3 separate regions of the Homo sapiens genome follow, and all the other regions are linked to region 1. The links are chromatin contacts, found by Hi-C or POLR2A ChIA-PET in ENCODE. All regions are on one chromosome and are shown on one strand. The core of a region is the stretch at or near the end of the contact, and the rest is flanking DNA. Distances in the headings are between cores, read along the strand shown. Region 1 holds the start of TSPYL1 (TSPY like 1). Region 2 holds the start of CDK19 (cyclin dependent kinase 19). Region 3 holds the start of SERINC1 (serine incorporator 1).

Region 1 (3,596 bases), core at 10-2,509:
CCCTTTCCTCCCTCCCACACCTATTCTCCACCATTCCTTCCCTCTCTCTGTGCTTTCGTCCTCTTATCTTCTCTGACTGACCCTCCTGCCTCCTTCTTATAAGAAATTTGTAATTCCATAGGGCCCACCTGTATAATCCAGAATCATCTTCTCATCTCCAAATCTTTAACTTAATCATATCTGCGAAGTCCCTTTGGCCGCATAACTAAGACAGGTACATCTTTGAGGGCCATCAGGCTACTACCACACAAAGCAAATTAAGTAGAAAATAACGTTTGCCTCTTTTATACCTTGAGTCCACCAGCTGCATGTTGCCCTTTGCAAGTTTGTTTTCTACTTCAAGGCCATCTTAGTTGTCCATTTTAACTAGCCTTTCCTCACAAAATGGTGGTATGTGGCTCCCCCCACTGATATTTCTCTGAGGCCTTGTAGCTCTCTAAGACAGCACCAGTTTAACTCACAAGTCAACAAACTGGAACACTTCAACCAGAGACATTGACATCCCCCTCTAATGAACTCAGCTGATTGCTAAAGACAGATGCTTCGTTAGAGCCAAACATTCCTATCTTACATAACTAAATATGATAATAAATTAAGTTCTTGGGGCTGGAAATAGTTATAATTTCCTCTTTCTTGCAGTGAAAAGGCATGGAACATTTAGCAAACTGATCCTGGCTTAATTTCTACCGATACTATGCAGCACAAACTCTTATTTGATGCAGATTATAAATCGAAAATTAGCAATGAATACTATGCATCGCTTTAGTGGTAAGAGGCTGCTGAGTAGCTTTTTTTCCCCAGTAACCGTAGAGGCAAGAATTGATATTTTTATGTCACTTTTACTAAGAAGGGGGGAAACATTTTGCTATTAATCTTAAAGAGAAGTCTTTTGCTGCTAGTTACGTGGAGTAACAGGGAATAGATTTACCTTCCTGCCTCAAAAAAGTGAAGACCAGAAAAACATTTGTTTTCAGACACTGGAGAGCAGGCACTGTTACGGCTGTGATTTTACAACTGCTCCTACATGCTGGGAGCAGTCGCTAGATGCATCTCAAGGTGGGTCGTCCGCGCTTCCAGACTCAGCACAATCGACATTTATTTACGTAGGTAAAATTACTGTTGCTATGGGTAAATTCACAGAAATAAAGCCCAGAGAATCCGGTTGGCTGGCAGGGAGCGGCGGAACCAATCCCGGGCTCAGCAAGTTCTCGCGATACCGTGAGATCTCCAGTCCTGACGACACCGCCGCTGAAATGTTAGTGAGACTGTAGGGTGGGCGGTGCGAGCGGCGGTTAGCTCCCAGTTCGGCCTCTGAGGAAAACGGGCGTTCGCCTGCGGTTGGTCCGACTGTTAGCAACATGAGCGGCCTGGATGGGGTCAAGAGGACCACTCCCCTCCAAACCCACAGCATCATTATTTCTGACCAAGTCCCGAGCGACCAGGACGCACACCAGTACCTGAGGCTCCGCGACCAAAGCGAGGCGACACAGGTGATGGCGGAGCCGGGTGAGGGAGGCTCGGAGACCGTCGCGCTCCCGCCTCCACCGCCTTCAGAGGAGGGGGGCGTACCCCAGGATGCCGCGGGCCGTGGCGGTACTCCCCAGATCCGAGTTGTTGGGGGTCGCGGTCATGTGGCGATCAAAGCCGGGCAGGAAGAGGGCCAGCCTCCCGCCGAAGGCCTGGCAGCCGCTTCTGTGGTGATGGCAGCCGACCGCAGCCTGAAAAAGGGCGTTCAGGGTGGAGAGAAGGCCCTAGAAATCTGTGGCGCCCAGAGATCCGCGTCTGAGCTGACGGCGGGGGCGGAGGCTGAGGCGGAGGAGGTGAAGACAGGAAAGTGCGCCACCGTCTCAGCAGCCGTGGCTGAGAGGGAGAGCGCTGAGGTGGTGAAGGAAGGCCTGGCGGAGAAGGAGGTAATGGAGGAGCAGATGGAGGTAGAGGAGCAGCCGCCAGAAGGTGAAGAAATAGAAGTGGCGGAGGAGGATAGATTGGAGGAGGAGGCGAGGGAGGAAGAAGGGCCCTGGCCTTTGCATGAGGCTCTCCGCATGGACCCTCTGGAGGCCATCCAGCTGGAACTGGACACTGTGAATGCTCAGGCCGACAGGGCCTTCCAACAGCTGGAGCACAAGTTTGGGCGGATGCGTCGACACTACCTGGAGCGGAGGAACTACATCATTCAGAATATCCCGGGCTTCTGGATGACTGCTTTTCGAAACCACCCCCAGTTGTCCGCCATGATTAGGGGCCAAGATGCAGAGATGTTAAGGTACATAACCAATTTAGAGGTGAAGGAACTCAGACACCCTAGAACCGGTTGCAAGTTCAAGTTCTTCTTTAGAAGAAACCCCTACTTCAGAAACAAGCTGATTGTCAAGGAATATGAGGTAAGATCCTCCGGCCGAGTGGTGTCTCTTTCTACTCCAATTATATGGCGCAGGGGGCATGAACCCCAGTCCTTCATTCGCAGAAACCAAGACCTCATCTGCAGCTTCTTCACTTGGTTTTCAGACCACAGCCTTCCAGAGTCCGACAAAATTGCTGAGATTATTAAAGAGGATCTGTGGCCAAATCCACTGCAATACTACCTGTTGCGTGAAGGAGTCCGTAGAGCCCGACGTCGCCCGCTAAGGGAGCCTGTAGAGATCCCCAGGCCCTTTGGGTTCCAGTCTGGTTAACATTTGCCCTTGGGAATACTCCTGCACAAGGTCTCCTACCACCTTCTGCTGGACCTGTGCTTGGGCATCAGCAATGAGTATGCCTTCTATTGTGCTTTGTTTTTGCTGACTTTTCTGCACCCTGTTTCCTTTGGATATTCAGTTCTCTCAACCTCAAGATTGAGACGGTGGTGGGTATGCTTCTCCACTTCCATATGACCTTCATGCTGTTCTGGAATATCACATGCTACGAGGTCATCCTTCACACTACTTGTAAGCCAAGCAAATGATACTGTAGATTGTACTGCCTTTATCTGCACTGCTTGGACCCTGTTTATTCCCAGGGCCTCTGAACTGGTTGCTGTCACTTGGATTTCTAGCTTTGGGAGCCTGTTCCACCTACTCAGCTCTGCATTGAGCAGTATGGGCACATGCCCTGTGGACAGTTACTGGACGTTAATGAACTCAGAGGAGAAAAGCAGTGAGCCACTTGTTCTGTGTGATTTATGGTACTTCATTGCTCTTCCTTCACCTCTAGTCACTTTCTATTGCTACCTGCCCTACATTGGCTCCTGCCAAGGTCCCTCTCTCTCCCTGTTTTCCTTTTTTTTTTTTTTTTTTTTTTTTTTGAGACGGAGGACGGAGTCTTGCTCTGTCGCCCAGGTTGGAGTGCAGTGGCGCGATCTCGGCTCACTGCAACCTCCACCTCCCGGGTTCAAGCGATTCTCCTGCCTCAGCCTCCCGAGTAGCTGGGACTACAGGCGCGCGCCGCCACGCCCGGCTAATTTTTATATTTTTAGTAGAGACGGGGTTTCACCATGCTGGCCAGGCTGGTCTCGAACCCCGATCTCGTGATCCGCCCTCCTTAGCCTCCCAATCCTCTCTTAAAAAAGTGATAGCTCAGAAACATTTGTAAAAGCAAGGTTTTTATTTCATTTTGGCTCT
Region 2 (3,905 bases), core at 679-3,178, 5.5 Mb after region 1:
ACCTCGTGATCCACCCGCCTTGGCCTCCCAAAGTGCTGGGATTACAGGTGTGAGCCACTGCACCCAGCCTGAAGAGACTCAAGGTCTAAGGAAGTTTTCCAGGAGTGGGTGATGTAGCAAATAAGGTAAATCATTCCCCCTCCCACTAGTTTTCCAAGTTTCTTTCAAAACCTAGCAGGCAGTTCACTATTCTTTCCTTATCTACCACTTTGGGTAGAATTGACAATTCCCTTCTTTGTCCTCCTAATGAATGTGTTATGTCCTATCCTAGCACCAATCATGTTTAAGTGTGTATCCCAAACATTTGGGACATTAGGCTCACCATTACAGGGGAGGAAACCCTCTTAGGTTCTTCAGCTGGTCTATAAACTAAATTGATACCAGTCAGGTTAACAGGAGAAAAAGTTTTAATTACGTATGTATGCACAAGAGTCCCACAAAATATGAGACTCAAAGAAGGGCCAGATGTTTGACACTTATATTACATCCTGACCTCAAAAAGGAAGTGGGGCCCGGCATGGTGGCACGGACCTGTAATCCCAGCTACTCAGGAGTCTGAGGCAGGAGGATCCTTGAGCTCAGGAGTTGGACGCCAGCCTGGGCAACACAGCAAGGCCAGTCTCTTCAAAACAAAAGTGGGGTTTGGGGCTTCCAGGAGTGGTGGAGACAAGTTAAGAGAGGATAAGAGGAAAAAATGTCTAAGGTGAATAAAGGTTGACTTTTATGCAGATAAAAGTATCTCAGATGATACAAGTTGACTAGCAGCAGCTCTCTTTCTGGTAAGATTCCTTTAATTACGAAAATTTCCTTTAGAAATGTAAATTTCTCTTTACAAAGGAAGAGTTATTCTTTATTTTAGGCAGTAGTGGGATAAGTGAAGCATTTTCCTGTGTTGGCTGGATCTTAATTTATTTTGCTAAAAGACATCAATATGCCAGAGTGGCGTATTTTGGGGTGGCATATTCTGGACTCCTTCAGTTATAATTTGGGGTAGTGTGTCCTGAGCCCCAACACAATGAAATCAATCAACGTTCACCCTAACTAAAGGGGCTTTCTTAAACATTCTAGAACCTCACATCATGCATAGACCATAAAAAATCCTTTACAATTCAACCCAAAGGATCGTAAACGCGGCTTCCTCCAGGCACTTTTAATTGTCCTTAGACAGATGGCCAAAGCCTGGTTATGGGAACCGCATATGCTAAGAGAAAGCTGACTACAGCGCCAAGAAAATGATGATTGGCTGCTGGGGCTCAGAAGTTGCATGTTCTCCTCTGGCCAAGGCAGGCTCTAGGAAACTGCTGAAGGTTCAGTTTTTGAAATACGGTTTTTGCATCGTAAAGAAAAAAGATCAACCTATCAGGAAGAACCGAGCACATCCAATCACCAATCAAGAGCGGGAAAGAAGCCAAAGCCTGGGGATACCCACGCACCAACGAGGACGTCATTCTCCAGCCCCCGCCAATGAGCAGCGGGACGGGGGGCGGGGCAATAGGCGGACCCACTGCCCTAGAAAAGAAACAAGCTGCGGTACAACTGTCCTCACCAGCCCTCGCCTCCCGAGTCACTGCAGCCAACCCTTCAGCAAGGTGCTGATTTAATGCTTTCCATACTCTCTGCGTGGGGCTAGTTACAGTGAAGTATCCCCTTCCCACTAGAGTAAGGCACTTCTTTCCAGTGTCTCCCCGAGAACCGCAGAAAGCACACTGGAACTTCGAGCTTTCTACCTTCACAGGAACCGGGAGCCGTGCGCTACCTGAGGGGGAGGGGCGGCCCTGGTACGCAGGCGCGCATGCTTTGTGGGGGCGAGGCTGTGGTGGCCCGAGGTAACCTGGGAGCTGTATTTCTTACGCCGGCAAAACCGCCCAGGCCGCTGAGGCCTTCGCGACTTCATTTCCCAGGAGCCTCCGCGACCATGGGGCGGGCCAGTGAGTTCGCTAATGAGCTCGAGGAAGCCACGGCGCGGCCCACCAGGTTCCAAAACAAGGAAATGAAGGAGGGAGGCGGGACTGGGGGTGCCTGCGGGAGCCGCCGCCGCCGTCGCGGAGGAGGAGGAGGAAGAGGTGGAGGAGGTGGCTGCTGTGGCCGCCGAGGAGTCCCTTGCTGAAGGCGGACCGCGGAGCGGCGGGCGGCGGGCGGCGCGCGCGCGCGCGCGAGAGGCGGCTGTTGGAGAAGTGGAGCGGCGGTCGCGGGGGGAGGAGGAGGAGGGACTGAGCGGCGGCGGCCCCCGCGTCCCGTGCCTCTATGGGGGAAGCAGACAATGGATTATGATTTCAAGGCGAAGCTGGCGGCGGAGCGGGAGCGGGTGGAGGATTTGTTTGAGTACGAAGGGTGCAAAGTGGGACGCGGCACCTACGGTCACGTCTACAAGGCGAGGCGGAAAGATGGGTAAGAGCAGGGGCGGGAGGAGTAGGCTCGCTCGGGTCCTCGCCCTGCCCGCGACCTGGCGGGATGGGTGGGTCGGATCCCAGTCGGGCCGTGCCCGAGGGGCGAGGCGGAGGGGGTCGCGGGGTTGCGTCCGGACACCGACTCCGAGGGGCGCCCGTTCCGCCCGCCTCCCCCGCGCGGCCCCGTCGCGTACCTCGAACTCCCGCGGCGCAGCCCGGTCCGAGGCGTCGGTCCCGTCCCAGAGGGGCGCCCTCCGAGTGCTCGGAGACGGCGGGGGGACTCGAGTTGGGACCGCGGTGGAGGAGGAGTTTGTGGGGTCTAGTCTCTTGGGGGAACGCAGCGGGCAGGCAGAGCTCCGCTGCGGAGTTGCCGCTCCGGCCCTGGGTAGTGACGGTCGTTGTGGAACTTCCAATCGGCTGAGCGCCTCGCGGGGGCGGCGGTTTGAAACCTCGCCGGGGAGCCTGTCGGGCGAACGCGGCCTGGGGTCCTCGCCAGCCCCACGGCTCTGACCCGCTGGGCACCGCCGCCCCCAGCAGCGATCTCCGCCCTTCGGGCTGGCCGGCCCGTTGGCTTCTCTATGCAGTCCTCCCATCCCTGTTGTATGCCCGGCGTCCCGGGTTTCTCATTCTCACATTCTGAATTGCGTACCTTCCCCCTTCGAAGGAGACCTGATGGGCTAGCTGCGTTTCGCAAGCGGCAACTTAAGAGTTGGCTGAATTCTCTGCTACCCACCCTTTACCTTGCAGCCCCTTGGGTATCTTGGGTATTATGTCCTCCACTCCATCCTCTGCCAGATGACTGTGGGCTGGGGCTTATGGAGTACCTATATTATCAAGAACGGAATACGAAGTGACAGAGCTGGGCCTGAACCTTTGTTTTCCTAGGAGTTGAGGGAGAACTGTAGGAACACCTTGGGAAGCCTTTACTGGTTGTCCTCTTAAGAAGAGCTGGATAATGTACTGAGAATACCTGTCCTTTCTTGGTCCTGGAGGGCAGACAGCAGCTACAGCAGGACTGGTGGAACCAGCTTCCTGGCAGGAATTACCCTCCCCCAAAGCTAGGGACCCAGGAAGATGCCCTGTCCAGCATAGACTTTAAAGAGAGTCAAACTCTACGGAAGAGGATTGTAACGGACCATTTCTGAATAAAGTGATGATCAGCCACAATGACATTAGTAAAATTTGAAGTGCCGCTTATCTTTGTGCGTGCTGTTATAATTTGATGTGGTTGGTATATGAACTCTAGGACTAAAGTACGTTGTGTGCGTATGCACTAACTTCATAAAACAACTCTATTATAAAGTGTTTTGTCATAAGGTATCGTGAAAATTGCAAAGTGCTATCCAAGTGTAAAGGATTATTATTATTGCAGAATTTTTTTTTTCTTTTGTAACTGAACAGGCCTTAAGGTACTCAGTTGTTTCTCATAATTCCTTTAATTACCAGGTGTCCTTGAATGCTTATCATGGAATGTGAGATACTATAATTAACATATTTTGGTTTTGGAATATCCACTCC
Region 3 (3,608 bases), core at 257-2,756, 6.2 Mb before region 1:
CTCCATTTGGCTAATAAACATATTCTTTACGACCTTAAAGTTACTCACATATAAGTGTTTTTTGTCTCCTTCTCTGGTACTTTGAAAAGTTTAAGGACTTGAGATACTAGGATTCTCTTCTCCCATAAATAACGTATTAAGTTTAGCATAATTAAAAATATTGTTAGGTTTGTAATTTCCATTTCCACTATTCTTTTTTTTTGAGACGGAGTCTCGCTCTGCAGCCCAGGCTGGAGTGCAGTGGCCCAATCTCGGCTCACTGCAACCTCTGCCTCCCGGGTTCAAGCAGTTCTCCTGCCTCGCCTCCCGAGTAGCTGGGATTACATGCGCGTGCCACCATGCCCGGCTAATTTTTTGTATTTTTAGTAGAGATGGGGTTTCACCATGCTGGCCAGGCTGGTCTTGAACTCCTGGCCTTGTGACCCGCCTGCCTCAGCCTCCCAAAGTTCTGGGATTACAAGCATTTCCACAATTCTTTAAACCTTATGGATGCTCTATTATAATACTTTGCTTTAAGAGTGGTCTACAAAACCACAGATAAGGCAAAGAAGAATAAAGCAAGATTGTCCCTTAGTGGTTACAATAACTAGGAGTAGGGATTCTGACATTCTTCCAGATTCTTAGGTGTTTACCCCACCTCGACCCATGCAATTTTTGTAGATTTTACAACACTTTCTTATTATTAGTTATGGGAATGACTATTTCAAGTTTGAGCTGTTTCCCAGAATATTTTCAAGAACAAATAACTCTAAAAAAATAACTGGAACTTTTATAGGAATGCATTCCCTGCAGATGTGCATCATCACCTAATATGCAAGGGTTCCACATGCCTCAACAGCTCATGACATTCGAAATCAATGTTTGAGTTTGATAATGTCTTATCTAACTAATTAAAAATAATTTTAACGTGCAAATTTCTTGTAACATCTTAATAGCATAAGAAATTAAAATATAAGTCAATAGCAAACAGAAATGATACAGAGAAACTGAAGCACACAGATGAATATAAATATCCCAATAAAACTTGTTCCGGGCAGCGGGCTGCAGGAATACGTTGCAAACGCAAGAGCAAAACAGGATGCAAACGTGGGAAAAATGGGAAATAAGTGGAGTTAGGACGGACAAAGACTGAGAAAGAGGAAGCAATCCCCTAAAAAGCAGAGAGGTTCCTCAGATGAAGGAGGGCAAAACGTCAACCACCACCTCAGCTCTGTTCTCTACTAATGCCCAAATGCAAGTGCATGGTAGGTAAAGGTGGGTTTTGCTCACACCGTTTTCTTAATTTGGCAAACTACGGTCAGATCCACATTAGCCGTTAAGTTTCCAGCCAGCAGTCCTTGAGAAATTCTCCAGGAAAGAAGACAGCCGTGTCGTCTAGTGACGCGCATGCGCAGTCTCAGCGCTGCGCGCTCCGTGTTTTATCCTACCCAGGCCTGGAAGGAAGTGACGCGAGGCTGAGGGGCGGGTTGCGCTGTGCGTCCGGAAGTGTCTCGCAGATAGTAAATAATCTCGGAAAGGCGAGAAAGAAGCTGTCTCCATCTTGTCTGTATCCGCTGCTCTTGTGACGTTGTGGAGATGGGGAGCGTCCTGGGGCTGTGCTCCATGGCGAGCTGGGTAAGGTGCTTTTTGCGGCCTCTGGGGTGCTAGTGTGAGAGACCAAAGAGAAGGCGATCCGAGCCGGGGCTGGGTGAGCCCGGCGGGAATGTGGTGCCCCACCCAACAGGGAGTGCCCTCTCTGTCCCCGTTTTCTTCCCGTCTCCTCTCGTCACTCAGACTCAGCTTCAGAGCTTTGGGTCTTGCGAAGAACTGATCACTGGCCGTAAGGTTTAGTGGCGATGGGAAGATGACTCAAATTGAGGAAGAGAACTAGAATAGGGCCCCTCCCCCACCCCTGCTTCGTGAACGCTGTCTCCCATTCTTTGAGGTCCCTTTTCGTGGTTTTGTTTGTATCTGCGCAGGCCATCTCTACAAAGGTCTTTGCCCCTTTCCTTCGGTGGGGTACCCACTCTGTTGTCATCTCTTTCCTGGCGACCTCAGACTGCCGCACTGTCGTTCCTGGATTCATGTCGCCCTCTTTGTTCAGTGGCGCAGATTATGATTAAAAAGTGCCTGTCGTCATTTGGAACCGCCTGGCAGTAATGCTAATGTAGTAATATTGTTTTTGAAACAAATAGTCATAGCTCTGCCGTAACTGTTTGAAGTGTCAATTTCAGATTTCAACTTAAAATTGAAATTTCAGATGACACACGCATGCCTTGTGCCTAATGACAATTTTGTCTTTAGGCACAAAACATGCGTGTGTCATCTGAAATTTCATGCTTAATTAGCTGTACATTGCATTTTCATTAAAGAGTTGTTAGAGTAAAACTATTTTCAGTATAGTGGCAAGACTTTGGTCCGTGTGGCACAAATTTCAGTTTATTTAAGATAATCTCTGCCCCCTCCAAAATAGTAGGCAAAACATTGGCAGTGCAGTTAATAAAGATATTTGTAATTTTAGGCGAGGTATTTGGACTCAAATCACTTTTCTTTAGTCTGGAATTTGTTAATTCTGTTTCTAACAATTGCTTTTCTGACTTCCCAAATGATTCCGTTATATATACTCTTAAAGGTTTTGATATGTCTTGAACTAAAAATGTTGAATTTTAATCAAATAATAATGTGGGGATTGTTACTCCAGCCAGTCTGTTCTTTTGATTATATGGTATTTCTTCTTGCACGGAAGCCTGGAATATTTTATCTCAAGATATTAGAGAGTTTAATTATTGACTTTTATACAAAAGAGGCATATTTAGTGTGATAAACAGTTTTGAAAACTGATAATTGATTATCATATAAGATTGTTTTCATCGGTTTTTTATTGGAAGATGTTATGCAATTCAATTTGTAATGTCGTATCTTGTCCAGTTATGAAGTGGGCGTGCTGTAGTTTTTTGTATATAATAGAGATTTAAAAGATGAGATACATGTTTTCCCTTTTACAAAATAGATCGCCACCTTTATTGATTAGAAGAATGTCCGTGATAAAATTGACCCTGCCTTTTAGTTTCTGTGTTAATAGCGAAGTACATTAAAAAGGTAGAAGCAGTGAGGCAGTTTTTTAGAGATGGGGGTCTAAGTGTATTGGCCGGGCTGAAGTGCAGGGGATGGTCGTAGTGAACTGCAGCCTGGAACTGCTGGGCTTAAGTGTAACCTCAGCCTCCCAGGTAGCTGGTACTACAGGCAGGTGCTACCGTGCTCAGTTTGGAATTTATTTTATTGTTTGCAGTTTCAGTAATCTTTTTCCCTTTTCTTCCTTGTGCCTCTGTCTCTATTCATTAATTGTTTGATTTTACTGCAGGCCAATAGTCATTGAAGGGGACCATCTCTTCCACATTCTTAACAGTTAATGTGCTCATTTACTTAGAGGTTTTGATGAAATTAAAATTTATTCAGCTTTTCAAAAGTAACACTCAGAGCCTGCTGCAGTGGCTCACGCCTGTAATCCCAGCACTTGGGAGGATGAGGTGGATGGATCACTTGATGTCAGGAGTGGGAGACCGCCTGGTCAATATGGTGAAACCCCGTCTCTACTAAAAATACAAAAAAAAATAGCTGGGTATGGTGGC

What was found. A loop is a pair of places that touch in the nucleus more often than their neighbours do. ChIA-PET counts read pairs that join two places held with the same protein, here RNA polymerase II (POLR2A). Pooled maps may share reads with other maps.
Region 2: a loop to region 1 is called in a pooled map, with 21 times the contacts of the local background. The contact joins the promoter of CDK19 here to the promoter of TSPYL1 in region 1. A Hi-C loop is called at or near these places in 6 of 50 pooled maps. POLR2A ChIA-PET finds 5 or more read pairs at or near these places in 2 of 52 experiments (CD4-positive, alpha-beta T cell and naive thymus-derived CD4-positive, alpha-beta T cell).
Region 3: a map of naive thymus-derived CD4-positive, alpha-beta T cell shows a loop between it and region 1 (12-fold over the local background). The contact joins the promoter of SERINC1 here to the promoter of TSPYL1 in region 1. A Hi-C loop is called at or near these places in 2 of 168 maps with a recorded cell type or tissue (both naive thymus-derived CD4-positive, alpha-beta T cell) and 6 of 50 pooled maps. POLR2A ChIA-PET finds 5 or more read pairs at or near these places in 1 of 52 experiments (naive thymus-derived CD4-positive, alpha-beta T cell).

Annotation. Positions count from the first base shown.
Region 1 is chr6:116,277,593-116,281,188 of GRCh38, reverse strand. It overlaps TSPYL1 (TSPY like 1), which reads left to right and starts at 1,259. Exons shown (of 1, transcript NM_003309.4): 1 at 1,259-3,596. The coding sequence starts at 1,359. The coding sequence ends at 2,672. It also overlaps a transcript of DSE not described here. RefSeq lists enhancers at 1,266-1,325, 1,556-1,825, 1,846-1,895.
Region 2 is chr6:110,813,492-110,817,396 of GRCh38, reverse strand. CDK19 (cyclin dependent kinase 19) reads left to right here and starts at 1,928. Exons shown (of 13, transcript NM_015076.5): 1 at 1,928-2,388. The coding sequence starts at 2,261. It also overlaps a transcript of AMD1 not described here. RefSeq lists enhancers at 1,628-1,707, 2,281-2,833, 3,068-3,177 and a silencer at 2,348-2,657.
Region 3 is chr6:122,469,705-122,473,312 of GRCh38, reverse strand. SERINC1 (serine incorporator 1) reads left to right here and starts at 1,506. Exons shown (of 10, transcript NM_020755.4): 1 at 1,506-1,614. The coding sequence starts at 1,576. It also overlaps a transcript of PKIB not described here. RefSeq lists enhancers at 1,347-1,406, 1,457-1,856.